Linked DNA regions of Mus musculus: region 2 is linked to region 1. Evidence: chromatin contacts called from ENCODE Hi-C or POLR2A ChIA-PET data. All regions are on one chromosome and are shown on one strand. Each heading gives the region's core, a stretch centred on a gene start or an enhancer-like site at or near the end of the contact. The rest is flanking DNA. Distances are from core to core; before and after follow the strand shown.

Region 1 (6,323 bases), core at 1,122-3,621:
GGAGGGAGAGAGGGAGAGAGGGAGAGGGAGAGGGAGAGGGAGAGGGAGAGGGAGGGAGAGAGGGAGAGAGGGAGAGGGAGAGGGAGAGGGAGAGGGAGAGGGAGAGGGAGAGGGAGAGGGAGAGGGAGGGAGAGAGGGAGAGAGGGAGAGGGAGAGGGAGAGGGAGAGGGAGAGGGAGAGGGAGAGGGAGAGGGAGAGGGAGAGGGAGAGGGAGAGGGAGAGAGAGGGAGAGAGGGGGAGAGGGAGAGGGAGAGGGAGAGAGTAAGTGCTGGCCCACAGCTTCATACCTCCTTCTGGGGTCTCAAGTTCTAGGTTGACCCTGTTCTAGCTTGGGGAAAAATACAGTCAAATTGGCAGTGGGAGAGGCACTGTCTCCTGACCCCTGGGGCTGATTGTGTAGCCGTCAGAATTGTGTGCAGGGAGAGAAGGCCCTGATGACAGTCAGAGAGAGCTTGTGGGATCCAAACGGCTGCTGGGCTTTGGACACCCATAGTTGGTTACTGTGTTACCCCACCGGTTGCTTCTCTGCTCGTCCACTTAGTTAGCACAGGCTGACTGTACTGGGTGCTTTGTGGACACTGGGAGCTCCACACTGGATGTGGCAAATCTGCCCTAAAAAATGCTGATCTAGTGTAGAAGATGGTCACTGGCAAGTGCACTGTATATGATGTTTGTGACAGAGGATGACAAAGCAGGGCAAAGGTCAAGGAATGCCGGAAGACAGACTGAGCTGATAGAGCAGTCTCCCTGACAATGTGGCAGGGACCAGAAGGAGGAGAGACAAGGTGCTGAGAGAGCTTAAGGTCCCAAAGGAGAGTGTAGGTTTGTTGGTCAAGTGATCTGCACAGAGTGCTCAGGGTGGCTGGATGAACGGCAGCCACGTCAGTACGTGTCTACGTGTGTCTGCATGTCTCTGTGGGTGTACCTGTGGGCATACACCTGTACTTCTTTTGCTTGTGTCCCACTCGGGCTTTGAATTTGCTATGTAACTGCGGATGGCCTTGAAGCAAGTGTTCCTCCTGCCTCCGTTTCCTGATTGTTGGGATCACACGTGTGCATCACCACACCTGGCTTATGCAGTGTGCTGGACTCAACCCAGAGCCTCCTGCGTGACACACAGGCACCCTACTGACTGAGCTGCGTCCTTAGGCTCCATACAGACACATTTGAAGGCAGGAACACAAAGGATCTTATAGACCATGGTGAAGTTCTGGGATGTGGTCTAAGGACTAACAGCCAGGGACTTTGGAGGTAAGGAAAGACATGTGGCCACAACATGCAGTCCACAAGGAAACAGGGAGGTGGCAGAGGACAAGAAGCCACCAGATCCTGAGGGACAGTCTAAAAGGCAAGGAAGATGGGGATTGTTGTGGGTTGAATGGAGGGTGTAAGGGATATGTTCTTTTTGTTTTGTTTTGTTTTGTTTTTTTGAGACAGGGTTTCTCTGTGTAGCCCTGGCTGTCCTGGAACTCACTCTGTAGACCAGGCTGGCCTCGAACTCAGAAATCCTCCTGCCTCTGCCTCCCAAGTGCTGGGATTAAAGGCGTGCACCACCATGCCTGGCTAAGGGATACGTTCTTTTTTTTTTTTTTTTTAAAAGATTTATTTATTTATTATATGTAAGTACACTGTAGCTGTCCTCAGACACTCCAGAAGAGGGAGTCAGATCTCGTTACGGATGGTTGTGAGCCACCATGTGGTTGCTGGGATTTGAACTCAGGACCTTTGGAAGAGCAGTCGGGTGCTCTTACCCACTGAGCCATCTCTCCAGCCCAGGGATACGTTCTTAAAGATGGTCTCCAGGCTTTGACCTCAGCGGGCAGAGGTGGTGCATAGACAGGAGACACAGGCAGGGTTGGATCAACCTATTCTGTCAGAGCTACTGGTGGGCATCTGGGCAGAGAGCATAGTAGGTTGCATAGTTGTGGTGTAGAGGGAGTGTCTGGAGGAAAGGCAAGACCAGGAGCTAGCATGCAGCTGGCAGAAGATATTAAAACCACAGGATTTCCTCAGCGGGTATAGCATGAGGTACCAAGGCCTCAGAACAGCCCACCACAGCCTGTCCCAGCAGGGACTTCCTCCATCCTAGGAACCCAGATAAGTTCCATCGCAGCATTTCTCTCTCACACACACTGCTTCTGCCAGAGAGGAAGACGAGGTGCTGAGCCCTGAAATCACTTTCCCAATCCATGTGAGCCCTCCTAGGCTCACATGCGGGCCCAGCCCTCTGATCCTCAGGCTATCTTATCCCTGGTGCAGACCTGGCCATCAGCTTCACGAACAGGCCTTCCTAAGGCAGGAGGCTGGCTGTTTTGACCTTGGACAAGGCTGGCTGAGCCACACTGGGGCAGCCTGCCCACCTCCCTGGGCCAGGCTCCAAGTGACTCAGGCCTTGCCGCTTCTCACTTTCCAGTTGGAAGTTGGAAGCTGGAAGCGGGCGGCTCTGGGCCTGGCTCTCATGGCCCCCGGGGGAGGACAGGTATGAAGTTTCTGCTTCCAGGTCCCGAGGTCACCCACACCCACTCGCTCAGGGAGAGGTCTAACGGGCCCAGCAGGTTTGATTCACTTCCTCCAGCCCAGCTCATCAGGGATTACCTTCCTGTTTCTTGCCCACAGGAGCCGTGGGTTCAAAGAGACGACCTGCTCTCTCCAAGGTCATGTAGCCAGGTCTGGGGCAGTGCCAGCAGACCTTCCCCCCCCCCCCCCCCCCGTTCTGTCTGGGTCATGTTTCCTTTGATGGAATGTCCTAAACCCAGGCACACGTGGCTGCATTTCTCGGGCTCCTTGGCTCTCAGCCCTGCAAGCCTTACTTGGCATGTTAGCTCTCTCGGGAGGTAGGGATACCAATTCCGGTTTTTCTACGTACCCACTAACTGTGCAGTTTTGGACAAGTCACTCGACTTCACTGAACGATTCCTACCACTCATTACAAAGTGGAGACGGGCTGGAGAATTATAATAAAGATGAGGGGCGCTTCGGTGGTGACAGGGGAAAGTGTCCCGTGTAAGTTCATAAGCCCAGGTCATCTGCGCGCCTCCTTTCTTTCATGCTTTTTAAACCGTTTTTGTTTTGTTTTGTTTTGTTTTTGTAGCAGGGTTTGTTACAAAAGGCAGTGTGACTTGGTGATTTTTTTTTTCTAACGTTCCTCAGCCCTGGCCTCAGGCTGGCTTTAAGTTTAGCAAGGAATAGAAAGGACAATGCGAGCCCCTACCTGGTGCTAGTTACAGCAGTCTGGGTGTCTCTGAGGCGTGCCTGTTCACCAGATCCCGTTTCCCCGGCTTCCTGTTTCTGAACTACTTTCTCCAAACCCACAGAGCTGCCTTGGTGGAAAGAGCTAGGCTTTTCCATTGCCCATGCCATGTCCTTGAGCTCCTTTCTGCCTCTCCAACTGTGCTCATGTGGGGACACAGTTGCAGGGGCAGGTTTGGGTAGTCACAGGAACCAGGGTGTGTCCTGCTGCAGAGGCCTCAGGGCCTGGCTTGTGCCGGGAGATCCACGTATCCATCCACGTATCCATCCACGTATCCATCAGTGATCTGGAGGAAAGCCCTGGGTTGATAGCCAGAGGCTGGGAAAGAGCCCCTGTGGCCTCCCTCTTTCCCTTCCACGGGGCAGTGCAGCTGCACACTCCTACCCAAGCCTGCAGGCAGTCTGCCACAGGCTGAGGGCCGGTTTGTTTCTTCTACATGGAAACAGTGTAAGCCCCTAAGAGCAGGACCCTGGGGTAAACAGTCAGTTCCAGGATGCCTTGCCAGGGTGTCTCAACACTCAGAGACCCAGAACCCCAGGGACCTGTGAGAGGGGGTTCATGGAATAAATGTGAGCCCACTATTTTTCTTCTTTCTCTTCATGGAGTTGCCCTTGGCAGAGCGACAAGCCTGGTCGCTAATCTTTCTGTCTGAATTACACTCGGGGCAGGGAGATGGTAGTGTATTCTCAAGGGCCTTAATCAGAGCCTCTGAACCCATGTGTAATATCATCAGGGCTTGGCTTCTGGGGCCTGGTGGCCCAGAGGTTAGAGACTTGAATGTAGGCCTTCTCTCTTGACAGAAGCACTGAATTGCCTCAGACCTCCTACGGTAGGGGTGGGCAGGAGGGGAGAGGAGGCCATATGTATTTGGCAACTTTCTTGGACTCATTCTCACAACCCAATCCCTAGACTGATCATCCGCGGCCACCCTTGTGACATGACTCTGGCCTCCCTTGGCCGTGACTTGCTCCTCTGGGCAGGCAGGAAATAGAGGGAGTGGGATGGTAATTCCTGATTCACTTAGTTGACAAGCATGTCACGCGATGAGGTGGGTCTCTGTTGTGATGTGGGACGATGCCTACAATGTGCCATTAAGTAGATAAATGTAGTGGTACAGTAGTAGAAGTTATGGTTTAATTACATAGCAAAACAAACTTATGCGCATGGTAGCATGTGTAAGGATGTCATACCTACACATGGTGTGGGCACATGATCTCATTTAGGAGTTCTCTCAGGGCAGGAAGGGACTTCAGTGCCCACTAGCTATTCAGAACCTGTATGCTTGTAATTTCCCACTTTCAAATCCAACCCATCAGGTGGGCACAGTGGTATATGGCTATAATTCCAGCACTTGGATAGTGAAGGCAGGAAGACCATGAGTTCAAGATCATCCTTAGCTACATAGTGAGTTCAAGGATAGCCTGGACTACATGACACCCTGTCTAAAAAAACAAAAACAAAAACAAAAACAAAAAACAGACAAAATGCCTTCAAGATGGTCAGGAGGTAAAGGCACTTCACTTACCAATAAGACTGGTGACTTATTGATCTCCAGGGCCCACCCACATGGTAGAAGGAGAGAACTAACCCCCAGGAGTTGGTCCTCTGACCACATGTGTGTCACGCCCTCCCTCCCACAAACACACAAAATAAATGTAATTTTTAAAAAGTTTTTTTGTTTTGTTTGGTTTGGTTTTTTTCGAGACAGAGTTTCTCTGTGTAGCCCTGGCTGTCCTGGAACTCACTCTGTAGACCAGGCTGGCCTCAAACTCAGAAATCTGCCTGCCTCTGCCTCCCAAGTGCTGGGATTAAAGGCGTGTGTCACCACTGCCCAACTTAAAAAAGTGTTTTAAAGTTCCAATCAATTCACCTCTCTGGAAATAGGCAGGCACCCAGAATAGGATGACTTAAAAATATTATGTCTTCCAGGTGGCAGTGGTGGCACATGCCTTTAGTTCCAGCACTTGGAAGGTAGAGCTAGGTGGTGGATCTCTGTAAGTTCAAGGCCAGCCTGGTCTACAGAGAGATTACCAGGATAGCAAGGGTTACATAGAGAAAAAAGCAACAAACATAAGAATGTTCATGTCCTTTTGAGGAAAGGGGGGAAGTAAGGTGTTAAGACCTCAGTGTTGTAGGTACATGAAGCCACTTCCTGAGTATGACCTCTCACCTGGAGGTTTGTATGGATGCATTGATGGGTCTTCCCATCCTGGGTGGAGTGCCTCCCCACTACCACATCGTCCCTGCTTCCCTCTGACCCAATCTTTTCTGTCATGGCAGTCAGTGCATGGCTACTCTGAGTGTGACAAGGATTTGCTCCCGGGACAGTTTCTCCATCCGTGGTTAAAGCCATGGCTCCCATCCTAGAAAACAGAGACTAGGCCTACATTTGGTTCATCAAGCTTAAGAATACCTTTAGAGGAGCTGCATGTGACAGTACCGTGGTAAGGAGGCAGAGGCAGAGGAAGCCTGACCTTGGGGACAGTAGAGGCTACAGAGTGATGGGGACAGTGGGGGGCTACAGAGTGAGACCCTGGCACTGTTCTACAAGTTGCTGAACCAATTCAATCTTGGGATAAGATGGAGAAAGTCAGATTTTTTTTTTATTGCTTTGCAGTGTGTGTGTGTGTGTGTGTGTGTGTGTGTGTGTGTGTGTGTGTGTGCAAGTCAGGGGACAATTTGTAGGAGTCAGTTGTCTCCCTACACCATGAGGATGCCAGGGATTAAACTCTCGCCATTGGGCTTTGTGGCAAGCACCTTTATTTACCCACTGAGCTATCTCACTGGCTCCAGGTTTTGGTTCTTTGAGACAAGCTCTCTCGTCTAAGCTGACCAAAAACCTCAAGGATGACCTGGAATTTCTCATCCTCTGGTGTCTGCCTCAGGAGGTGGGAGTGCTGGGCTTACACTCCTGCCTCACCTAGTCAGGTTTTATTCTGTGGTGGGAGTTCAATTAAGGACTTCATGCATGTGAGGCAAACACATCACCCAGTGAACTGCAGCCCCAGCCCGGGATGGAGTGCTTTCAGACATTCTTGTCTCCTTTGTCTACACTACCAGTGACATCACCTTG
Region 2 (6,323 bases), core at 1,917-4,416, 40 kb after region 1:
TTGGAAAGTTTCGTCTTTGACTTTCCTCCATGAACTTGGAATAAGCCTTTCCAATGCTTTCCCATCATAGGCCGTGCTAGGCAGGCCTTGGAGGGAGAAGGGAAGTGTGATTCTAGGCAAGGCCAGCAGATAGTTCTGACATGGACAGAATTAGAAAGTTGATGAGGGCTGGGAAGGTTATATTTAGCTAGGAGCATGTTTACTCCCCAGAGCTGACTACCCTAGATCTCAGGAACTGGGACCTTGAGCCTTCATAGCTGACCTAGAGGTCAGAGTCTCTTTTCTTTCTTCCTTTTTAGATTACATATATATAGTTCTGGTTTATAGGTAGTGGACTTGAAGACATGCATGCGTGCGTGTGTGTGTGTGTGTGTGTGTGTGTGTGTGTGTGTGTGTGTGTGTGTACTTTCCCGACAGGGTTTCTTTGTGTATTTCTGGCTATTGGGAACTTGTCTGTAAACCAAGCTGGCCTCAAACTCAGGATCCACCTGCTTCTGCCTCCCAAGTGCTGGGATTACAGGTGTGCACCACCACCACCTGGATGAATTATTTTATTTTTACTCCCCCACCTCCGTGTGTGTAGTACAAGTGCTACTGGTGCCCAGCAACTCCAGAGGCATCAGATCTCCCTGGAGTTGGAGTGACAGGCTCTTGTCATGCTAGGAACTGAACTAAGTTTTCTGAAAGAGCAATATATGCTCATAACTGCTTTGCCACCTCTCCAGACTCTGCTCCCGATTCTTGAGGTAGCAGAGATGCCCACCTCTCAGGCCAGGCCTCGGATCATTGCATCTCCTGCTTGGAAGGAAGGTTTTGTTAAAGCCTTTCATCTCTCTAGTCTTCTGTTTTAGGCTAGTTAAGGTAGCACTGTGGGATACAGGAAAGTGCCCGGGTAGAGCTGGGTTCAATCAGTTGCATATCAGACAGAGGTACTTAAGTTCCTGTGGCTTAGCCTTCTCATCTATAATGAGGATGATAATAGCTACCCTGTGGGTGGGCAGAGTTATCTGTGAGATAACACAAGTGGCAACTGCTCTGAAAACTTTCGCTGCCTCCCTTTCTGGGGCCTCCCTTAGAGTGGGAGGATTTTGACATGACTTCATGCTCTTTCCTAAGGACAAAGAAAGATAATGGGTTCCTTGGAGACCTCAAGTGTGATTCAAAACATCCATTAGGGCATAGAGTTTACATATGAATACAAACTCTCTACAAGGCAATCTCTGAGACTAGGAGAGAGAGAGAGAGAGAGAGAGAGAGAGAGAGAGAGAGAGAGAGAGAGAGAGAGAGAGAGAAAGCTCTGACTTCACCCTTGTATTTTTGTCCTGTGGATCAGTCCCAGATTTTATCCTCCTACAAACTTGTGGACATTTTCCCTTTTCCCTCCTTTTTTTTTCTTTTTTAAAGATTTATTCATTATTATATCTGAGTAGTTGTCTTGAGACACACCAGAAGAGGGCATAAGATCTTATTACAGATGGTTGTGAGCCACCATCTGGTTGCTGGGATTTGAACTCAGGACCTTCAGAAGAGCAGTCAGTGCTCTTAACCGCTCAGCCATCTCTCCAGCCCCCCTCTCCCCCCCCCCCCGCTCTTACAGATTTCATTCCCATACAACTATTTCTGCAATGTTTCATTTAACCCCAAGCCATGGGCATTAATGTAGGTAGGTAAATACAGATGGTCCTAGCTCGTTAATTTTACCAGGTGCATAGGCTTTCATAGAATGCACAAACCCTAACTTTCCAGCCACTAGTTTATTTTGAGATAGGGTCTTTCTCTACACAGCCTTGGCTTCTGAAACTCACCATGTAGGTCAGGCTGGCCTTAACTTACAGATATTCAATATCTGCCTGCCTCTGCATCTCAAGTGCTGGGATCAAAGGCGTGTGCTAACATCCTCTACTACTTTTCATTCGATGAAATATTTGTTGTTGCTCTTCTGTTTTTTGTTTTTTTATTTTTCTTAGACAGCATCTCACTGTGTAGCCCTGGCTGTCCTGCAACTTGATCTGTACATCACCAGACTGGCCTCAAACTCAGAGATCGTCCGCCTCTGTCTCCTGAGTTCTGGGATTAAAGGTATGACCCACCACCTCCTGATCATATGATGAATTTTAATTAATTTCATGTGTATCAGTATTTTGCACGAACGTAAGCCTGTACACCACATACATGCCTGGTACCTGCAGTGTTCAGAAGAGAACATCAAATCTCCAGGGACTAGAGTGACAGGTGGTTATGTCACCCTGTGTGTGCTAGAACTCGAATCTGGGTCCTCTGGAAGAGCAGTCAGTGCTCTTAACTGATGAACTCTTTCTCCAGCCCGATGTTTTGTTTTTGTTGTTGTTGTTGTTTTTTTTTAAATCTTGTCACTACGATCAACCATGATGTTCTTCGCACAAATACCCTGATGAAATTTCTAAGGGGTGCTTCTCCAACGGATATTCCTCCAAACCCATACTTTGAACAGTTGAACAATGACAGACTACGTTCCCCCAGATTTTTATTTTCTTCCTCCGAATGCATTCATTCTGGGCTTTTACTTCTTAAAACTCCAGCGCTAGCGGGCGGGCGAGGGACGCCTCCAGCGGAGGAACTACTACTTACAGGCAGCTTTCCACTGAGCCTGAAAACAGACTGCTCTGCTGAGCCCCGCTTAAGGCGCAAAAGGCCGAGGAAGGAGGCCTGGAGGCTCGTGTCACTTGGAAAAGTTACTTCGCCCCTATTTGGGTCTCAGTTTCTGAGTAGTGTGAGTGGCTAAGATTAGGCTTAGTCGAGCCTGGTGTCCTCAAATGTCATATTGGCTAGCTGTTCCTGACTGTAGGATGTGCTGCATCCCGGCGAGCTCCACACTATTCCCTCCACCCTGCCAGAGAGGAGGAAGCTTTGCAAAGTTAGAGAGAAGAAAGCAGGCGCCACACTCCACCTTTCCCCAGGACCGGTCGTTTGCTACTCTTGCGCAGCTTTGGCGCGCTCCCGCTCTTTTGGCTCGGGAATCGATTATTCGTATCTGACCACCCCACCCCACCCCCACCCACCCGGACGCAGGACCTGAGGGCTCCTGCTCAGCCCATCGTTTGCTTCTGCCTGGTTCCGCCGTCCGGATGACGTCGAGGCGGGACTGTCATCCTCGGCTCGGCCAGCCGCTTGTTCCCCCTTGGCTTGCTTGCTGCCGCTTCCGCTTCCGGTAACAGCCCGAGGCTTTCTAGCCCAAGTGGCCATGGCGGGGAGCCGGCTGGAGACGGTGGGGAGCGTGTTCTCCCGGTGCGTGCTCCGAGTTGGGCGAGGGCAGAGTTCCTAGCGGGTCACGACCCTCCTGGCATATCCTTAGGGGATGCGGTTGCGGGTGTCCGAGCCAGGTGATGCCCTTGGCACGGAATCGGTGTGGTTTGTCTCTGTCCCCTTGGATTTCTGTCCTGTCAGATTGTGCTCGCCACCCCATTTCGGTGGAGACCTTCTACAGTAAAGAAGCTGAAGGGCCTGACTGGACAGGTCTTGCTTTTTCACTATGGAACGGTGGGTGGGACCCGTGCAAGAAGATGGAAGCTGTGTGTCGTGGCTCGCGCGCGTAGTCTCGGCACTTAGGAGGCGAGGCAGGAGGATTGCCACAAGACCGGGGCCAACCTGGCTTCGTAGCAAGGCTACTGGTGGACTTCTGTCAAAACAAAAAGCCTGCGTGGACACGCTGTAATCCTAGCTCTAGGGAAGTGCAGGGAGGCACTAAATTCAAGGTCATCCTTGGCCACACTCTTTAGTTTAAGTCTAGCCTAGGCTACATGAGAGCTAACCAACTGGACTTAACACTGTGGCCATGCTAGGTTGCTGTGTGTATTGGCCGTGCCTCCTTTAGGCGGGAGGCCCATTTCAGCTCACCCCTACCAGGCTGCTCTTTCCTTCGTTTAAGTTGATTCAGAGACTTTACAACCCTGTGGTAACCGACTGACCTTGGTTCTGTTCCCTTTCTAAGGACGAGGGATCTGATGCGGGCCGGGGTGTTGAAAGAGAAGCCACTGTGGTATGACATATATAAGGCCTTTCCACCCCTGAGAGAGCCTGTCTTCCGAAGGCCCCGCTTGCGATACGGCAAAGCCAAAGCTGACATCCAGGACATCTTTTACCAGGAGGATCAGATTCGAGCGTAAGTGTCTATCCCCTATAGTGAGCAGGGTGCCGCAGACCTTCAGAGAGGAAGGCTCATGTAGAAGTCTGCCAACCAGACCACCAGAAGAGGATATCAGATCGCATTACAGATGGTTGTGAGCCACCATGTGATTGCTGGGAATTGAACTCAGGATCTCTGGAAGAGCAGTCAGTGCTCTTAACCACTGAGCCATCTCTCCAGCCCAGAAACAGAAGTTCTAAGAAGTGGAATCTGGAGACTAAACTGACAAAGTTGCAGATAAAGTGTTTGTTAACTGGCCTCTGTTCTGTATGAGGTACTTGATCAGCCCTTGACAAACATCAGCTCATAGACTTTATTACTCTAACCCTGTCCGCGAAGGCAGGTATCATTGCCTCTGTGTTATTCAAGAGAACTATCAGGTTCAAGGAGGTTAACCACCATGGCCACCCCAGAGGGCGGTGGATCTGAGAATCACGTCTGGCTCCACACTTAAGCTGCTGCTATCACAGTAGCTTCTTTGGAAGCGGAAATAGGTGGAATATGGTCTGAGGATTTAATGTCTAACAGTTATTGAAGCCGCCCTGGAAAGGATGCTCAGAAGTTGAAAGCACTTACAGTAACCATGACTAGAAATCTGAAGGAAAGTGCTTTCTTTCTTTCTTTCTTTTTAAAAGATTTACTTATTATTATATATAAGTACACTGTAGCTGTCTCAGACACACAAGAAAGGAGCGTCAGGTCTCATTACAGATAGTTGTGAGCCACCATGTGGTTTCTGGGATTTGAACTCAGGACCTTCAGAAGAGCAATCAGTGCTCTTAACCGCTGAGCCATCTCTCCAGCCCTGCGTACTTTATTTCTTTAGCATCTATTTTTTTCCTTTTGTTCCTCTTGGGACAAGGTCATGATCTTCATGCCTCTGCCTCTGGAATCCTGGTGTTACAGGCTTGTATCGCCATGCCTGGCATATTAATGCACATTTATTGTAGAAAATTGAGAAGCAAGGGAAAGAATAAAGAGGAAAGAGCCAGGGCACCTACAGCCCTCTTCTGAGGTAGTGCCTTGAAGGTAGCTCCTGGGACCTAGCTGTTACTTTGAAAACATTGGCCCCGTAATCTTGTTTAACATTGTAAGACAAAATACTAGCATATTAGAGTTGTAAAGGTGAAGGAAGTGCTTTTTTTTTTTTGGTTTTGTTTGTTTGTTTTTCGAGACAGGGTTTCTCTGTGTAGCCTTGACTGTCTCCTGGAACTCACTCTGTAGACCAGGCTGACTTCGAACTCAGAAATCCACCTGCCTCTGCCTCCAGAGTGCTGGGATTAAAGGCGTGCGCCACCAAAGGAAGTGCTTTTTTTTTTTTTAAAGTATTTTGCTATCTTTAAAATTTATTTTTAATAACTTGTCTTTGTGTTGGTGCGTGTGAGTGCAGGCGCCCTCTGGAGGCTAGAGGTCTTGCAGTTTCTTTCCTTTCTTTTTTTTCTTTCCTTTTTTTTTCTTTCTTTCTTTCTTTCTTTTTTTTGGTTTTTCGAGACAGGGTTTCTCTGTATAGCCCTGGCTGTCCTGGAACTCACTCTGTAGACCAGGCTGGCCTCGAACTCAGAAATCCGCCTGCCTCTGCCTCCCAAGTGCTGGGATTAAAGGTGTGCACCACCACTGCCTGGTAAACTATGTGTTCTTTAATTTGCTTTCCACTTTTCTAAATAAAGTTGGAAAATGGGCTTTTTTTTTTTTAAAGATTATATAGCCCAGTTGTTTTTCTTTTTACTAGTAAAGAAGAGTTTAGATGTCACACTCTCAGTAGACATGCTAGCTCACATGTGCGATCCCAGCACCTAGCAGGTGAAGCAGGTGGATCAGGAGCTTGAGGACAGCCTGGGTTACATAGCATAACTCAGTTTCATACCACCAAGGGCCGTATTTCAGGGGTATAGTGCTGAGCTAGCATGTGTGAGGCCTTAGGCTCTTTGTCTCTCTGTCACCCTACCCTAAAACAAGCAAAACCCAAACCTACCAGGGACCATGTGCTGTCCCGCTCATTGCTAATCTCGGTGTCTAGCCCAGTTCATGGCCTTTGGGTTGTTCATAACCCTCTGCTCATGAAAACATCAGTGGCTTAATGACTAGATGCATCCATTGGGCTAGCTGAAGACACTGAACAGCGAGGATGGAGAGTCAAGATTGAACTAGCTTTTTTTTAAAT

What was found. A loop is a pair of places that touch in the nucleus more often than their neighbours do. ChIA-PET counts read pairs that join two places held with the same protein, here RNA polymerase II (POLR2A).
Region 2: POLR2A ChIA-PET joins it to region 1 with 16 read pairs in Patski. The contact joins the promoter of Mrps23 here to the enhancer-like site in region 1. A Hi-C loop is called at or near these places in 3 of 37 maps with a recorded cell type or tissue (heart and v-Abl transformed pro-B cells). POLR2A ChIA-PET finds 5 or more read pairs at or near these places in 3 of 5 experiments (Patski and embryonic stem cell).

Annotation. Positions count from the first base shown.
Region 1 is chr11:88,162,501-88,168,823 of GRCm38, forward strand. All of the region lies in intron 1 of Cuedc1 (CUE domain containing 1), which reads left to right. Among named protein-coding and RNA genes, the nearest start is that of Mrps23, 39 kb to the right of the region's middle. Within about 2 kb of position 2,372, at least 3 of the 3 ENCODE cell types and tissues checked have a DNase peak (open chromatin) inside an H3K27ac peak, as active enhancers do; they include heart, where a contact is called at or near this core.
Region 2 is chr11:88,201,222-88,207,544 of GRCm38, forward strand. Mrps23 (mitochondrial ribosomal protein S23) reads left to right here and starts at 3,167. Exons shown (of 5, transcript NM_024174.6): 1 at 3,167-3,264; 2 at 3,968-4,138. The coding sequence starts at 3,221.